Linked DNA regions of Homo sapiens: region 1 is linked to region 2. Evidence: read pairs that join two places in POLR2A ChIA-PET (ENCODE). Cell type or tissue: GM12878. All regions are shown on one strand. Links, peaks and the distances in the headings refer to the core of each region. The heading gives the core; the rest is flanking DNA. Region 1 has its middle 100 kb from the start of MIR7706. Region 2 overlaps AKAP13 (A-kinase anchoring protein 13).

Region 1 (5,386 bases), core at 126-5,125, 250 kb after region 2:
ATTATGTCAGTGATAAAGTAAGAAATTCACTCATTTACAGGACTCATAGCCTCAGAGTTGCAGACCCTTCGCCGGAAGCTGCCATTCATGTGAAATGCTATTCATAACTGTTAATAAAATCATCAGGATAAAAGAGGAAACAGGGAGCAAAGTTGTAAACATCCCAGGCATGCAGCAAGGATGGAGAAGTTTAGCTACAATTGTTTATGTCAGGGGGGCCAAGGAAGGCTGACAGGAAAAAACATTCTTTGAGTTTGTATTAGTCAGGGTTCTCTAGAGGGACAGAATTAATGGAATATATATACACACACACACATATATATACGTATATACATACGTATATATACGTATGTATATATGTATACACACATATATATAGGGGAGTTTCTTAAGTATTAACTCACATGATCACAAGGTCGCGGAATAGGCTGTCTAGGCTGAGGAGCAAGGGGAGCCAGTCCGAGTTCCAAAACTGAAAAACTTGGAGTCCGATGTTTGAGGGCAGGAGGCATCCAGCATGGGAGAAAGATGTAGGCTGAGAGGCTAGGCCCATCTAACCTTTTCATGTTTTTCTGCCTGCTTTATATTCACTGGCAGCTGATTAGATTGTGGCCGTCCAGATTAAGGGTGGATCTGCCTTCCCAGCCCACTGACTCAGATGTTAATCTCCTTTGGCAACACCCTCACAAACACACCCACGATCCACGATCAATACTTTCCATCCTTCAATCCAATCAAGTTGACACTCAGTATTAACTCTCAGAGTCTCAATAGTAGTAAGAAGGTTCCCAGTGAGAAGGAGTGAGCTTGGGGGTGGTCCTGTGTGCCTAGGTATGCACAGGGTTGGTACGTGTATGTGGCAGTGATTGTGTGTGCATACACACGTGCACATGCATTTGTGTGTGTGCAGATATGAATTGTGTGCATGTGTGCATGTGTGTGGATGTGAGTGGGTGTGGATGTGAGTGTGTACATGTGTGCATATCTGCATTTGCATATGCGTTGCTGGGTATGGGTGTGTGTGTGCATATGTATGTGGGTGTCCATGTGTGTATGTGCCTCTGTGTGCACGTGTGTGTGTGTGTGTGTGTATGGGGACATCAAAACACACTAGATAAGATAAGAGCCCTTTACTCTTCTCCTGCAGCCTTGGCCTTTACTTCCCTGTTACAACCTCTGTGGTTCTTACTGTAGATTCCCATTGAACTGACCGCCTCCTCTCCTAGGAGGGCCGGGGGAGGGGGCGGCAGTGTGTTCTTCAGCTGCACACCCAGCCCTGAGCCTGCCTCCTGGTAAGTGCTAGCTCAGTGTCTGCAGAGCAGTGGAACTGCACCCCACACTGATGGGATGGGGGACAGTTAGTGTGCATGGCGGGCAGTTCTCATCTCACCACCTTCCTCACCAGACGTGCTAAGTTCCATTTTGCAACATGGGCAGTCTAGGTTTTGTCACTTGGTTTTTGAGCATTGGTTTTCTTTTTTTGTTTTTTTGAGACGGAGTCTCTCTCTGTCGCCAAGCTGGAGTGCAGTGGTGCAATCTCGGCTCACTGCAACCTCTGACTCCCTGGTTCAAGCGATTCTCCTGCCTCAGCCTCCTGAGTAGCTGGGGTTACAGGCACGGGCCACCACACCCAGCTAATTTTTATATTTTTAGTAGAGATGGGGTTTCACCATGTTGGCCAGGATGGTCTCCATCTCCTAACCTCATAATCCGCCCGCCTCGGCCCCCCAAAGTGCTAGGATTGCAGGCGTGAGCCACTGCACCCGGCCGAGCATTTGTTTTTAAAACAGAAATGCATTTTTTTGAATTAGCGTGGACCCAATTCTGGCATATAGAATAAAGTCTATAGAAATGTAAAGAAACCCTTCTTTTTTCAAAATTCTTGACATTGGAAGAAGTCAAACCTCATGGAATGCTCTCAGTGTCTTTTACTGCAAACCCCAGCTTCTTCCTGGTGATTCTCACGTTCTCGCCTCTCGTGTCCACTTGGTAATCTGACGTTTTAGTTTGGAAATGATTCGGGAACCTACTCAACCACTACTTGTAAATGCTGCTTTTATGAAAACAGTCATTCTTCCTTGCCTGTGTCACCACAAAAGTTCTAGCTTGGTTTCTTTTTCCATTTCCCCTTCATTCTGCACACTTTGCTGAGGCTGCTGTATTAGTCTGTCTTGCACTGCTATAAAGAAATACCTTTACATGGCCAGAGCCAGAGGAAGGTGGGGGGCATGCTACACACTTTTAAATAAACAGATCTCGTGAGAACTCACTCACTATGCGGTACCAAAAGGGGATGGTGGTAAACCATGGGAAACTGCCCCCATGATCCAATTACCTCCTGCCAGCCCCCACCTCCAACATTGGGGATTATAACTGAACATGAGATTTGATGGGGACACAGATCCAAACCATATCAGTTACCTTTCAATAAGAAGATCTAGTTGTATTAAGTGGGAAACTATGAAATTGCCAATATCCAACCTCTCTTGACCTACAAAAATTTGCGGTCTAACAGAAGTCACCATGACACTGCTACCTAGCTCTTGAGTCTGTGTTGGCCTCTCATGACAATGGGTTTTTGAGAAGACATTGCTGTATTTTGTTTCCTATTCGCTTCCTTAGGATTAAATAAGTGGGGTGGTATCCAGAATCTCATGTCCCATCGATGTCATTTGCTGGGTAACCAACAGCAAAGATCAGATATTTACCTCTGACATGCAATGTTCAAATGAAATAGTAAAATGTCTCTATGTACATGTTTTATGCCTCTTTATAATATCAATTGAATTCTATCCTTTCTGAAGTCACTACACCATTTCTCCCAGTATAAAATTGTCTATGAAATCTCAGAGTTGGTTCTGACACTACTAATTTTGAGTTGAGTGACCTTAGACAAACCACCTACTTTTTAAGCTTCACTTTTCTCATATAAAAGTTAGGCATGTTAATAATAGTTAACTCATCAAGCTTTTCTGAAAATTAAAATAAAAGTGCATATAATGTGGTAAATAGGGTGACTCACACCTACTGAGTGCTCCATGGAGTACATTGTACATTTTAAAATAACTCAAAGAGTGAGATTGGGTTGTTTGTAACTCAAAGGATAAATGCCTAAGGGGATGGATACCCCATTCTCCATGATTTGCTTATTTCACATTGCATGCCTGTATCAAAATATCTCATGTACCCCATAAAAATATGTACCTACTATGTTCCCAAAAAATTTTTTTAAAAGAAAAAAAGTATTAAAATTTGTTTTTAATTATTTATTTATTTATTTACTTGGAGTCAAAGTCTAGCTCTGTCCCTGAGGCTGGAGTGCTGTGGCCCAATCTTGTTGGCTCACTGCAGCCTCTGCCTCCCAGCCTCAAGTGATCCTCCCACCTCAGCCTCCCAAGTAGCTGGAACTACAGCCGCGCTGCCGTACCTGGCTAATTTTTGTATTTTTTGTAGAGACAGGGTTTCACTATGTTGCCCATGCTGTTCTTGGCCTCCCAAAATGCTGGGATTACTGCTGTGGGCCACCATGACTGGACTTTTTTTTTTTTTTTTTTTTGAGATGGAGTCTCGCTCTGTCACCCAGGCTGGAGTGCAGTGGCACGATCTTGGCTCACTGCAAGCTCTGCCTCCTGGGCTCACACCATTCTCTTGCTAGCCTCCCAGGTAGCTGGGACTACAGGCACCCACCATCACGCCCGGCTAATTTTTTGTATTTTTAGTAGAGACAGGGTTTTGCCATGTTAGCCAAGATGGTCTCGATCTGCTGACCTCGTGATCCGCCCACCTCAGCCTCCCAAAGTGCTGGGAGATTACAGGCGTGAGCCACCGCTCCTGGCCCATGCCTGACCTATTTTTATAGACACAAGTTCTTGCCGTGTTGTCCAGGCTGGTCTCAAACTCCTGGACTCAAGTGATCCGCCCACCTTGGCCTCCCAAACTTCTAGCATTACAGGTGTGAGCCACTGCGCCCAGCCTGTTTTTATAGAGACAGGAGTCTTGCCATGTTGCCCAGGCTGGTCTTGAACTCCTGGCTTCAAGCAATCTTCCTGCTTTGGCCTCCCAAAGTGCTGGGATTACAGGCATGAGCTACTGTGTCTGGTCTAAAGTCTTTATTGATAACATTTTGAGTGATACTGATTAAAATATAAAAAAGTTTTACCATAGATATTTGCGTTAGCTTTTTTATTGTTGTATAACAAAATACCACAGCATAAAGGCTGAAAAATAACACATATCTCACAGCTGCACACAGTTTAGCTGGGTCCTCTTCTTAGGGTTTCACATTGCTATAATCCAGGTGTCAGCTGGGGCTGCAGTGTGTCTCATCAAAGGGCCAACTGGGGAAAAAGACTGACTTCCAAGCTCCCTCAACGTGGCTGGCAGAATTCATCTTTAACTGTAGGACTGAGGTCTATTTCCTTGATGACCTTTGGCTCTGAATTGGGAGCTGCTCTCACCTAGGGACTGCCTGAAGCTCCTTGTTGCCTGGCTTATCTGTAGACTGTCTTACAACATGGCAGTTTGCTTCTTTAAAGCCAGCAAGGGCTTCTCCAGTCTGCTAAGATAGTATCTTATATAGAACATAACACAGGAGTGACATCCCATCGCTTGTGCTATATTCTTTTGGTTAGAAACAGGTCAGGTCTCCCATCCCAGCACTTTGGGAGGCCGAGGTGGGCGGATCACTTGAGGTCAGGAGTTCGAGACTAGCCCGGCCAACATGGTGAGCCCCCATCTCAACTAAAAACACAAAAAAATTACCCAGGCGTGGTGGCTAATCCCACCACCTGTAATCCCAGCTACTAGGAAGGCTGAGGCAAGAGAATCACTTGAACCTAGGAGGTGGAGGCTACAGCGAGCTAAGATCGTGCCACTGCACTCCAGCCTGTGTGACAAAGTGACACTTCATCTCAACGACAACAACAACAACAGCAACAACGAAAAGAAGTCAGGTCTTGCCTACTCTCAAGGTAAGGGGATTGTATAGGGTATAACGGGTGATGCATGAAGATCACGGGGCCCATCTTAGAATTCTGCATACTATAGTATTCTAATAATCTCTAATAGATGTCCAGTAATCTCTAATAGATGTCTAATAATCAGCAGAGAATATTTTCAGTTTTATCTTCATTGAGTACCATTTTTTTAGATTTATAACTAATAAAACATTATTTTTATATTAATTACATTTCCTTCGCTTTCTTGTGAGGGTTTAGAAATTAGTCTATACATTTATCCTGGGCTGTATTTTTCTGTGGGCTTTCTAGGGTGTGATGTGTGTACACAGAGTTTACACCCACCTCACTGAAACCGTTTTTTTCCCTTGCAGCACTGTAAGGGCTGTGGTAACATAGGCTGGACACGGTGACTCACACCTGTAATCCCA
Region 2 (5,386 bases), core at 148-5,147:
GTAAGGAGTCTCAACTCCCCAGAGATTTACGGTTCATAACAGAGAATCAAGTTGCAGATAACTGCAATGAAGTCAAAATGAGAGGAGTTCTACAAGAACTTTCCTATCTAAAATACCTAAATATCTAAATACAGTGCAATCTGGGGAGAGGAGTGGTGCATTCCATATGTGGGCAAAAGCAGGAAGATTTCACAAAGGAGATGGCAATTAAGAAGGACTTAGGCCAGGCGCGATGACTCATGCTGTAATCCCAGCACTTTGGGAGGCCGAGGCAGGCAGATCACTTGAGGCCAGGAGTTCGAGACCAGCCTGGCGAACATGGCAAGACTCTGTCTGTACTAAAAATAAAAATTAGCCGGGCATCTGTAGTCCCAGCTACTAGGGAGGCTGAGGCAGGAGAATCACTTGAACCTGGGAGGCAGAGGTTGCCATGAGCCAAGATCATGCCACTGGACTCTAGCCTGGGAGACAGAGACCCTGTCTCTAAATAAATAAATAAAATCTAGAAGGGGCCTCCTAAATTCTTTATTATTATCACCCAAAACACCATATATAGCCTCACTTAATTTCCAAATAAACTGATGGTGGATGGATGATGAACGATGGATGGATGGAGTGATACGTATGTCAGTCAGGAGAACTGCTTTAAAGAAGAAATGCTGTGGTTCGTCAACAGAATCAATATATAGCATTGTCCCATTTATCCAAAATTAAGCTAATCTGTAAACTTCTGAAAGTCCTTTGAGGTAGATATGAATAAATGTCAATAAATGTCAAAATTTCACAATTCAATGATGATGATGATGCAAGTAATCTGAGATCCAAATTGAATTATGCCTTCAAACCTTAAATTTACAGTGCCTTAGAAGAGAGATTACACTATGTAAAACAGAATATCCACAGCCCTATCCATTTAACCAGTCCTTTTCCTTTCTTATTGATCTCCTTCCTCAGGCCTATGCAAAGATGAGAAACCTGAACCCTTGAATCAGAAAGGGAGTCACAATACCACTAAAAGTAAACACCATTCACACAGCAAAGAGCCATGGTGAAGCAATGCTACCTTACCCAAAACTGTGAAGTGCCAAAGTAAGTATCAGCACAGAAATTTGTCCCGAATTGCTAAAATGACTGTTTACTCAGGCAGAATGGGATGAGGGCGAACGACAGGGAGAGAAACAGAACAACGCGGGATGGGTGTGTGTTGGGGCGCGGGGGTTGTGCTTGGCAACAACAGTATGCTTATCTCTTTCTGCTGCATTAGCAGAGTTTGTTAGCAGGTGAATGGATGGATGTGTGAGCTACTGTCAGCTCTGTGTATAACTAAAATCAAACTGTATAACCGAGAAGGCAGAATGTCAGAAATAGCCATGAAAGAGATACCTGAGAAACTGTCCAATTGTTAATCCAATATTTTCCCTTCAGACACGAATTCAAAATCTGAAGAAGAAACTATGAATCATCATAAGTAAAATATGCCATAAATCTGGAATTTGTTTGGTACGATTAGAGGCTTCTTTTTCAAAAGAAAACCTGAGGGTTAAAAGATGAGTGGGGAACTCAGGGTTTCCTGGATTAGTCTTTATTAAACTTAAGAGTACATTGGAAGCGTTACTACTGATCAAGAATAAAGTACCTCACCCTACTGTCCGGAAATCAACCACACCAGTTTGGCAGGCCTACTCTCTCACATTAATGTTTTCCATTAGGTTCAAGTGGCTCTCAAGATTATTTTTTAATTCCTATAACCTTTCTGATAAAGCACCTGGGGGGTAAATCAGCATTTTTTAAAAAGTTACATAATACAGACTCAATAATTTTACACCGCGTATGCCTACACCAAACCTCTTACTATCATAAATTAGCGCTAGAGACATGACTATTTGCAACAGGGTCATTAGTCATATGACTACCTTTGTACATAAAGACTGCAGGGTTATTTTATTTATTTATTTATTTTGAGACGGAGTCTCGCTCTGTCTCCCAGGCTGGAGTGCAGTGGCACGATCTCGGCTCACTGCAAGCTCTGCGTCCCGGGTTCACACCATTCTTCTGCCTCAGCCTCCTGAGTAGCTGGGACTACAGGCACCCGCCACCATGCCCCGCTAATTTTTTTGTATTCTTGTAGAGATGGGGTTTCATTGCATTAGCCAGGATGGTCTCGACCTCCTGACCTCGTAATCCGCCCGCCTAGGCCTCCCAAAATGCTGGGATTACACCTTACACCGTGCCTGGCCAACTGCAGGGTTATTAACAATGTCTACAATTACACTGCAAAGACATGGGGATGAGAAACTGTATCCAATTTGATATAATAACCACAATCTAACTTTCTGCATAAAAACAGAAGCTGCAGTAGGAAGAACAATAGCAGGATTTTCAGTTAGTTCCATGGTGTTTTTCCTTTGATTAAATTTCCTGGTAACAAGAAAGGAAAATAAAAATCCCAATCTTTTTTTAAAAAGGGAAGTTCTGAAAATTTTACTGAACTTATGAAGGCAGCTACTCTAGAGGATTTAGAGAGGGGAAGGAGAGAGAGAAACTATTGGAAGAAACACAGCCCAAACTTTAATTCCGTATTTTAAATTAGGAATTAATTTCTGAACTTCTCACACTATCAAGTCCACTTACAAGACAAATATAAATTATGGGGTGGGAGAAGTCTGCTCCCAGCTGAGTAAACTGTAGGGATCCTCATCAAGTATGCTGGCAATTAGCTGTCAAGTAGAAAATATTAGGTTTGAACTCCAGCTCCACTGCAACAGATTTGGTTATCCTGAGAAAGTCATTCAACCTTGAAGCCTGTTTTCCTTGTACACAAAATGAGAACACCATCAACCTTACGGATTGTTAAAAACATTAGAGCTGTGCACAAAGTATCTGGCATAAAATGGGCAACTAAAACTGGTAGTTTTTATTATTAGCTATTAAAATGCTTCTGTTTAGGAAACTCAAGGAAAACAGATCCCTAATACTCTACAAAGAGCTTCTCCAGCATGGCCCAACAAAGCTTGCCATTGGCACTATAGAACTAAAAAAATTAAGTGAGGAGGGAAAGAATAAACAAAAACACAAGGAGCACCTAGGTGAGAAACAAAAACTTAACTACTGATGACCCTCTTAAAATCACCTAATCTGCACCTTTTTTATGCTGGCAGGTCAGGAGGTGTGTGTGTGCGAGGTTGGGAGAGCTCTCCTGCAGGCTCCTTCTCACTATATGGAGCACCGCACCCATGGAAACGAAATATTGCTACTGATAAACAAAACTGCTGAAGCACAGCCCAAGAATTACTTCATTTCCTATTAAGCTAAAAGTGGAATGCATCCCATCTGGGCCCTCTCTTTTGAGGATGAAACAATAGGAACTTTGTTTCATCAGCTATCCAAAAAGAAACCCTAAAAGTGTTTGCTGGGCCAGCCAAGCCCAGTCCCACACAGATGTCACCTTCTAAGAGAAAAAATGATGGAAAATATAAAAATAATATCTTTATTACTTCAGTTTCGCATCAAAGTCTCTAAAAATCTGGTGTCTTTTTCTTCCTTATGAAGTGTCTATGATAGGGTTAAAGGAAACAAATTTTCAGTCTTCAGATTCAGACTCTAATAGGAAATAGGATTATGTGCAGAAGTATACACCCACTGCTGGGTTTTGGGGACCTAATAGTAGTGTGCAAATTTGGTATATGTGTAAAATGTCTCTATGTGTACAGGAGTATTTAATCAGAAGAGAACAAAGAGTAGGCACAGGAATTTCACCATGAGCATTTTAGAGGAGGAAGGAGAGATTTAATGCTAAAAATGTGCTCCGCTATATTCCAGCCCACACCTCTAAGGCAGTGTTTCTCAGCCTTTTCTTCCATTATCATATCCCAAAGAGCCTTTTCAGACATTATTCTCTACTCACTCCTCACTTCATGAAACTTTAATACCACAGATATACCACAAATTTGTGTAACTGTGTTTTATATATCACTGTAAGTTTTTTTTGGTCCCAAAAGGCAATTTTCACCCCCTTGGGAGGATATCACTCCCTTAATATTGTATGCCCTAGGATTCCAGTGCTGTGTTCATGGTTCCAAAGTTATGAAATATATAATTTCCTCCTAACATTACAACAGGGCCGGGTGCGGTGGCTCACGCTTGTAATCCCAGCACTGTGGGAGGCCAAGGCGGGCGGATCACGAGGTCAGGAGATCAAGACCATCCTGGCTAACACGGTGAAACCCCGTCTCTACTAAAAAACACAAAAACTTAGCCGGGCGTGGTGGCGGGCGCCTGTAGTCCCAGCTACTCGGGAACTCGGGAGGCTGAGGCAGGAGAATGGCCTGAACCCAGGAGGCGGAGCTTGCAGTGAGCAGAGATCGCGCCACTGCACTCCAGCCTGGGCGACAGAGCGAGACACCCTCTCAAAAAAAAAAAAAAAAAATTACAACTAAGGACAGTAGACAACAGATTTTTTTCCTCTTCAACTAGTTCTCACTCTGTTTTTCCAGTATAACCACTATATGTACTAACTAGCATTAGGACAGTAATTTAAGTTTTCTAGAATATAAAATCTCATCTGTCTAGAGATAGCTTGAGAGTATTTCAGAATAGGGAGACTGTTAGAAAAAGTCCAATAAAAATAACTGATTACCTTGACAGGCGTTGCCAGGGGCAGGGCCAGGCTGGGGGATGGGGGGTGTCAGAATTCTCTAATGAAGCCCATTAAATTAAAAGTCTACAACTTCTTTTCAAATATGCTATTCCATTTGGTAATACTGGACACCTGCTGCTAGAAAGTAATTCTTGGTTGACGAGAAATGAAAGAGGCCAGGTATGGTGGGTCACGCCTGTAATCCCAACACTTTGCTAGGTGGAGGCAGAAGGATCACTTAGACCAGAAGTTTGAGACCAGCTTGGGCAACACAGGGAGACACCATCTACACACACACACACGTGCCAGCCACTTATGATGGACACACACACGTGCCACTTACGATGGTGAGTGCTACTTGGGAGGCTGAGGTATAAGAATAACTTCAGCCTGGGAAGTCAAGCCTGCAATGATCTGTGATTGTGCCACTGCACTTCAGCCTGGACAAAAGAGTGAGACTCTGTCTCAAAACAAAACAAAAAAAAAGAGAGAAAGAAAAAGAAAGACATAACATATTATAACTCAGACCATTTGTTGCAATCTGGGCTGCAATTTTTTTCTTTAAACCCAAAAGAACTTCTGATCAGGTAAATGTATTATTCTTTTTTAATGACAAATCTACTTTATAAAGTACCCTCCCTTATCAGTGAAAAAGAAAAGGAAAATATAACAGAGCTGAGTCAAATTTGGAGTCAATAAAGGTTTGTAGTTCTTCAAACAAGAACTCTTGCTGTGAATTCTAAAAATAAA

Evidence for each region. Peaks named below come from ENCODE experiments on the same cell type or tissue, not always from the same donor. Only the 100,000 strongest peaks of a DNase experiment are listed, where the experiment ranks them.
Region 1: POLR2A ChIA-PET joins it to region 2 with 6 read pairs; 2 of 35 experiments call an interaction of 5 or more read pairs at or near these places.

The regions. Positions count from the first base shown.
Region 1 is chr15:85,277,095-85,282,480 of GRCh38, reverse strand. No RefSeq gene overlaps it. Among named protein-coding and RNA genes, the nearest start is that of MIR7706, 100 kb to the left of the region's middle. In GM12878, for the core only: no CTCF peak of the experiment used is centred there; a DNase peak (open chromatin) is centred at 2,011.
Region 2 is chr15:85,525,995-85,531,380 of GRCh38, reverse strand. The region is part of intron 3 of AKAP13 (A-kinase anchoring protein 13); the gene reads right to left. Among named protein-coding and RNA genes, the nearest start is that of AKAP13, 150 kb to the right of the region's middle. In GM12878, for the core only: no CTCF peak of the experiment used is centred there; no DNase peak of the experiment used is centred there.